2 separate regions of the Mus musculus genome follow, and region 1 is linked to region 2. Evidence: chromatin contacts called from ENCODE POLR2A ChIA-PET data. All regions are on one chromosome and are shown on one strand. Each heading gives the region's core, a stretch centred on a gene start or an enhancer-like site at or near the end of the contact. The rest is flanking DNA. Distances are from core to core; before and after follow the strand shown.

Region 1 (3,708 bases), core at 1,075-3,574, 450 kb before region 2:
TCTTTTCTGTGCAGCCTTGGCTGTCCTGGAACTCACTCTGTAGACCAGGCTGGCCTCAAACTAGCCCTGGCTGTCTTGGACCAGATGGGCCTCAAACTCACAGAGATCTGCCTGTTTCTGCCTCCCAAGTGCTGGGATTAAAGGCGTGCGCCACCATTTCACAATGCTCAGAAGACACCTTCTAAGATTCTCCTCTCTCCTTCCACCATGTTTGTCTGGGACTCCAACTCAGGCTGTCAGGCTTGGCAGAGAGCGCCTTCGTAGTTAAAAGATAGGTATGAACTTCTGATCTTCCTGCCTCTATCTCTAGGGTGCTACAAATGCTACCACACCTGCTTACCCAGTCTTCTTTTTTAAAGGATGGATCCCTTGCTAGTCGGTCATGGCACACGCCTGCCTTTAGTCCCTCTGGAGAGACAGAGGCAGAGGCAGGCAGAGTTCGAGGCCAGCCTGGTCTATAGAGTGAGTTCCAAGGCAGTCAAAGCTTCACAGAGAGAAAAGAAAGAAAGAAAAAAAGAAAGAAAGAAAAGTACGGTTCTCTTCTGATTAGCTGCTTTGCAGATCTGTGCTACTGCGAAGGAAGGGCAGGGCAGGGTGGGGCAGGCCCTTGGTATGGGATTCATTATATTTCTTGCTACAAATCAGACATTGGGACTCAGGTCAAGAGATTGGTCGGGGTGGGCCGTGAGGGCACAGTCAGGGAGACCCTTGATCTAGCCAGAGAGATCAGCTTGACAGCCAGGGTACATGCAAACACCAGCAAAGATCTTGCTATCGGCTCTGCCCGCACACCTAGTATAGACCCAGGCAGGCCACAATGCCTATACCTCGGGGTCCTTTCTTATATGATGAACTCCTGCCCTGGACATACCTGTAAGTGGCTTTAGCAGCACTTTGGACACAGGGTCACCAGCATATAGGCCGTGTTCCAGGACCAGCAGCTCTGTGAGGCTTGGCTTTGGGTTCTCACAACCTAGATGAAAACTAAAGTGTAAGGGCCCACTGGGCCAGCCCTAGAGCCTGAGCCAACTCCAATTTCCACCTGTCTGGCCGTTCCCATTCACGCAGGCTTTGGAGACATGCCCATGGCCCCCACAACAAACCACTATTACCATGAGTGCCCTCGATGCACATGGTATGCGTCCGCCCCTCCGTGCTATTCCTGCCAATGGCATAGTTGATCGTCACTTGGCTTTCCTGGACATGGCCTCGGACCTGTCGAGCAAGGACATCACATGCAGCTCACTGGGCCACACTGTCATCTCTGAGAGGAATGTGGCTGAGCTCTAGATAGGCACATAAGCCTGGCACGGAGCTTCAGTTGAGAGGCCTGCTGGAGTAGGCTGTGAGCCTTGGGTCTCCACACAGCATCCCAGGAACTGGCCAGGACTTACCAGTGCCAGGTAGGCTTTGGTGACTCGCCGTTCCTTGAAGCATTTATAAGCACTGCCCGCAGCTGCCTTATTCAGGGCTACGCACAGTGCCCCACTGGTGGAGAAGTCCAGCTGGTGGCAGAACCTGGGAACGGGCAGAAGAGCAGCAGTGGCTGGACCCTGTGGTGCTCTGGTTAGCACCTTTGTGGCAGAGTCCAGTGTCCCAGCATCCTTTGGAAGGATGCTGCAGTGGGGCTCTCCATGTTGGCTGTGTACCTGAACCCATAGCAGGTGTCAGGGTCAGCCAGCTCTGGGAAGTGGTGTCGGAGCTGCTTCTGTAGGGTCAGGGTCTCCCGCCAGGTCTTGCTATCAATGCGCAGGTCCCAGTGCTTGTTCACCACCAGGAAGTCGCTGCTCTGGTACACGATGGACAGATTTTCCATGCTGCCAGGCTCCATGGTGGGGCTGCACGCAGGTGGGAGTGAGCCTGGGGTAGGAGGGTGCCTGACCTGGTCTTCAAGTACTGTACACACTTACTGGGGCCAGAACCTGCTGGAACCCTTTATGTCTTCCACAAGGGCCCATGCCAGGGGTGTCAGCTCCGGAATGGGAGTCTGGCCAAGGTCAGGTGATTCTGACTTGCCATGGACTCAGGGTTAGGGAGCTCTCCCTGACTTGAAGTGGAATAAACAGCCTGGTTGTCCAGCTCACGCCTACACACTTCACGCTAGGTTATTGCCCAGGACCACCCAGGACTTCAAGCGCTCCCTAACTTGCCTCCCACCAGCCTGTGACCACAGGCAGACCCTTTAGGACTTACCTGCAACAGGGCCAAGGGACCAGGATGTCAATTCTCAGCTCTGCATCCAACCTCGCTTCCCTATACTAGGAACCAGGTCTTGGCCTGGCTGGCGCGCAGCTCCGCCTTTTCACCCTGCCCATTCCACTTTCCTAATGGATGGTCGTACTGGCCAATGGCATTCCGGGCCTGGAGCTCCGCCCACTGAAGAATGGTAAGGCCCTACCCGAATAGTCTGCGCACGCGCTTTTTTAGTCCCACCTATTTCCCCGCCTCCCCCACGGATTACTTACTGTACAGGCCAATAGAAAGCGTTCTTGATCCTCCACTCCAACCATTGAACTATTATTCCTCTCCTCCCGCCCTCTGGGAGTAAGACCCGCCCTTCCCCGCTGGCCAATGGCGGGCGCCTCTGGGAACGTCGGCTGTTGATTGGCGGTATTGGAGGCTCTCGGGGCGGGGTAGCGCGCGGTGGCGGCGGCGCGGGAAGTTCTGAGGGACTCTGAGCTGTGGGAGTTGTGGTCTGGCTCCATGGAAGACTACGAGGAAGATCTGTATGGTGTGGAGGATGATTTCCAAAACCAGTTCGCAGCTGAGCTCGAAGTGCTGGCTGAGCTGGAAGGTGGGCGCGGGTCCTGGGTCGTGGCTGCATCCTGCTGCAGCATGGAGAGCTGTGTGGATGGGATTGGTAACGGCTGGGAGTTCGCTTCTTAATGTGTGTTGCTGCTATCAACCTCTGTCTCAGCAGGAACACGGGACCAGGCTCCTCCTGGGACCCTCCAAACTCCAGCGAGCCGCCCTCCGCTAACCTTCGAAGAGGCCATCGCTGGTGGGGACACTGTCCCGCGTCCCTGCCCTGCAGGGTCGCCAGGAAATGTCAACCGCAATACTAGAAAGAATGTTCGTAGGGACCAGCCCGCGCCCTCCAGTATGTCCGATTGGGGACTGAGCACTTAAAGTCGGGGAATTCTGAGGATCAGTTTTCTATTCTTTCACCTCTTTCTGCCTCTGTCTCTGCAGGCCCCATGGTCAAACGACCCAGGTTGGACGTGGTGAAGAAGCTGAACTTTGAGCCAGATATGGAGGAGCTCTTATATCCAGATTCCCCTCCTGGGGACATTACCCCTCCACCGAGTCCAGAGGTCTTCCCTGAGATGTTGGATGCTGGGTGTGTTGCTTAAGGGCATGTAATTCTGACTTGGAAAGCTGCCTGTCCCTGCATGAGGCTCTGGAAGTGGATGTCTATGGGACGGCAAGAGGAGTGAGTGTGGGTCAAGCACCCCATTTGAGAGTGACAGGGAGCTGCTTGTCTCTCCTAGGTATTCAGATGCTAATGCTGACAAAGACCTCATGCAGACATTGCCAAGTCCCCGAAATCGCAATCCTGTCCTGAGACGGCCTCCTATCTTAGAAGATTATATCAATGTGACATCCACAAGTGGAGAACGGGCCTTTTTGGTGCTTCGGGCTGACCTCATAGGCCCTGGGGTGCAGGTGTGTGGCCATAGCATGGGGTTTGCCATGGTATTGGTTCTT
Region 2 (3,297 bases), core at 727-3,226:
TTGAGTTCTAGAACAGCCAGAACTACACAGAGAAACCCTGTCTCAAAAAACCAAAAAAAACAAAACAAAACAAAAAAAAGAATCTACATGGGATAGTCATAAGAAGTGCTTGCCTGCTAGGGAGATTAGAGTGATTTGCATACTATCACTACACCATGGCGTTACATCATACACTCCTGCTCTAAACCTTCTGCAGTGCCCTGTGGACCACAGATCAATCCTTTCAATAACTACATACGACTTCCAGCTGCCTCTCCACGCAGTCTTTCCCTCAGTCTCATTCCTGCAGAAAATCCAATATCCGTGAGTCCAGACCAGGCTCAACTGTGACCCTAGCTGAAAAGTAGATTCCAAAGTGGATGTGGTACGATTTGTGCAATTTAGGGGTGGAATCACATAGAACAGGACTTCAAGGTCAGTTGGAGGCCAGGCAGGGATAATGCATAGGACCCTAAACTAAAAAAACAAAGTAAAAAGATTACTGGGCCACTCAGAGCCACCGGCCACAAAATGAGAGCCCCCAGACAATCTGCTGATAACTTTGGTCCCAGATGGTACAATTCACAGGCCAACATCCCTAAGTGCCCAGGAGCCACCAGACTTGGAAGCTGTTTTGCAGGCTGGGATGGATCCAAACCAGATCTGTTGGGGGTACAGATCTAGTGTGTCAGGAACTTGTATCTAAGCCGACCTTGTCTACAACTCAGCCCCAATGAGAGACCAAGGTCCCTCAGGATCTGGTGCTCACTGTGATCTTAACTCTTAAACAGTACGGCTACGAACAGGAGGAATTAACAGGGTGAGCTCCAGGGAATGTTGGACAATTGTGGGCAAGGGGCATGGGACCTTAGTTCCTGTTTTGGGGCACCCAACAACCTCAAAAGGTAAGAGGAGAACGAAGGAAGGAGAGAGTGGTGAGTAGATGGACGGAGATACTGACAGATGAACACTGGAGTCCCTGGCAGCAATTGGACCCATAGTCCAAATTCCCAGGAAGCCCTTGTTGGCTGCAACTGGCCCCGAAAGGCCTCCAGCACGTGCCAAAAAAAAAGGAGCAGGCGCCAGAATGGCCACCAGGGGGCCAGCCGACGGTTCTAAGTACCCGTCCCGTCGGTGAGTCGGTGAGGAAGCATCCGAGCTGGGTTGCAGAGGACTGGCCGAGGAAACTGGACTAGGCCACGGCGTGACAAAAGCGTGTCCAGCGGGGCCAGCAGAAGCCGCACAGGGGTTTCAGGTGGAACTAAGGTGTGGGGTGCGGCACAGGGAAGAGGCCTGGGGCGCGCGCGCGGGGGGGGGGGTCCGCGGGTGCTGCCCCTCCCCCACGGCGCAGGCCCATTCCCCTCCCCCACTAGGGGGCTAACTCGTAGGTTAGGGAGCATCCACATTTCTCTCCCCGTCGGTTTTGCTTGCGTTTGGCCCTTTGTATGAGGCTAGTTCATTGGATAGTTTCGAGGTTCACCCCGCCCAAGTTCCTGAGCTGGCCAATTGCAGAAAGTGTCACAGCGCGCTAAGTTCCGGGGATCGTCACCGTACTGCGACGATTCCCAGGATGTTTAGGCCTCAGTGATCTTTGCTCCCGGGACTCGGGCCTTGAGCCCAAGGATACCTCCAGAGCCTGTGCCCGGGAAGGTGCCCTCTGAGCATCCGGATGACCCTTGGGAATCTATGCTTCTTTTTCCTCACACGACTCTCTGATGTGTCCTCGAGTGGACGCGCTCATCCCGAAGAGGAGTTTGCAGACGCTCCCTCGAGCCTAGGACGCGGCCCCTTTAAGAGTGCGGCCGTTCAGGGCACCGCCTGCTTGGACAGGCGCCCTGGGCTCGGGCTCCTTAGGCGGTCGCGGGCAACGAGGGCGCGGCAGCCGCGTGCGGGCTGCGGGAAGCTCGTGTTTAAGTAGACGCGTAGGCCACCGGACGGGAGGGACGGTAAGCTGAGCAGGCGTGTGGCGGGCAGCCCAGCTCAGGCCCCGCCCCGCCCGCTGGGGTCCTGCGCTCCGTGCTGCGCGCGGCGGGCGCGGAGGGAAGTCCCGAGACAAAGGAGCGCCGCCGCCTCTGCCGCCGCGACGGTCCGGGCCGCGGTCGCCCAGGTGAGCCGCCACCGGCCTGCGCACGCACTCCCATCTTCGCCCGGACTCGCCGCCGTTCCCAGTGAGCTTCCGGGAGGCGCCGAGCGGAGCCACGGCGGCCTCCTCTCGCTCGCGGCCTCCGAGTCTCGGCCTTCGGGGCACTAGGGCCCAGCCGCTGTGCCACGGGAGAATACAGGGTTGGGAGCACGGCCCACTGCCCCCCTACTCTTGGCGAACTGAGTTCCGCCGACCCCGCAACAGATAATCTGAGCTTCCCAGTAGCTCCCAGACGCGTTCTGGGCGGTGCTGGGCTCCGTAGTTAGGCGAGTGAGAGTGCGGAAGGCCGTGAGTACTGGGCCGTGTCGGGGCCTGTAAGCACCCGGAGTCACATCAGAAGGCTTCGTTCGTTACCGAGACGCTAGGCTTGTAGCTTGGGTTTTTGTGGGGGAGTCTTGTGTATATTCTCTGCCCCACCTTCCTTTATTCTTAAGGAACTGTTGTTTTAGTGGATGAGTTAGTTACCTGCCTGCATAGCAGAAAACGGGCGTCGAAGGGGAGTTTGTTTTCTTTCTAAAGGTATTCAGGCTGTGAGTGATCGCAGTCCTGCCCTCCTCTGGCTGTCTCTGCCACTGGAAACTTAACAAACAGCGTGGTATACTTACTGAAGGATCCTTAGGGCCTACAGTGTGCATTCGAGTAAAAGAGGCCGCTTCGCCCTATCCAAGCCAGCCGTAGTGCCTGGTACCCATGTTCCCTCTGCCGAGGTGGGCGGAGATAAGCAACCTTGCACAGGCTCTCTGACCGGTAAGTAGCTCTGAAGTAGGTGGTGTCGCCAGACAAATACTGTACACTGTAGGAAGCCTGGAGTCATAAGACCCATCCCTGTATGTCCTTCCTGTCTCTAGTAGTGGGGAGGGGAATGGTTTTTTGGTTTGGTTTGGTTTAGTTTGGTCATTGCATCACAAAACTTTTAGCTCGTGAAGTGACTGTTTGCCTGGGAAGGCAAGTTGTGTTTAAGTGGCTTTTGGAGTGCTTGCGGGAGCAGCAGCACTGCCCCCCAAGTTTCTGCCTAGATCATTGCCAGGGTGCTCCTAGGGTTCCTTTTCCTCGACCGTGGGGCAAAAGGCCTTTAAGAGTTCTGATAAGAGCCACCTCTCACTTCTCCCTGTTTTTGAGACAGGATCTCTTGTAGCCAAGGCTAACCTTGAACTCTTGGTGATTCCCTGGTTCTG

The links. ChIA-PET counts read pairs that join two places held with the same protein, here RNA polymerase II (POLR2A).
Region 1: POLR2A ChIA-PET joins it to region 2 with 14 read pairs in embryonic stem cell. The contact joins the promoter of Rpusd1 here to the promoter of Ube2i in region 2. POLR2A ChIA-PET finds 5 or more read pairs at or near these places in 2 of 5 experiments (Patski and embryonic stem cell).

Annotation. Positions count from the first base shown.
Region 1 is chr17:25,726,333-25,730,040 of GRCm38, reverse strand. Rpusd1 (RNA pseudouridylate synthase domain containing 1) reads right to left here and starts at 2,324. Exons shown (of 6, transcript NM_028009.4): 1 at 2,194-2,324; 2 at 1,650-1,838; 3 at 1,395-1,518; 4 at 1,113-1,215; 5 at 872-973. The coding sequence starts at 1,831. Chtf18 (CTF18, chromosome transmission fidelity factor 18) reads left to right here and starts at 2,626. Exons shown (of 22, transcript NM_145409.2): 1 at 2,626-2,794; 2 at 2,921-3,100; 3 at 3,193-3,340; 4 at 3,492-3,666. The coding sequence starts at 2,704.
Region 2 is chr17:25,272,110-25,275,406 of GRCm38, reverse strand. Ube2i (ubiquitin-conjugating enzyme E2I) reads left to right here and starts at 1,976. Exons shown (of 7, transcript NM_001177610.1): 1 at 1,976-2,086. Gm17801 (predicted gene, 17801) reads right to left here and starts at 1,283. Exons shown (of 1, transcript NR_027452.1): 1 at 1-1,283.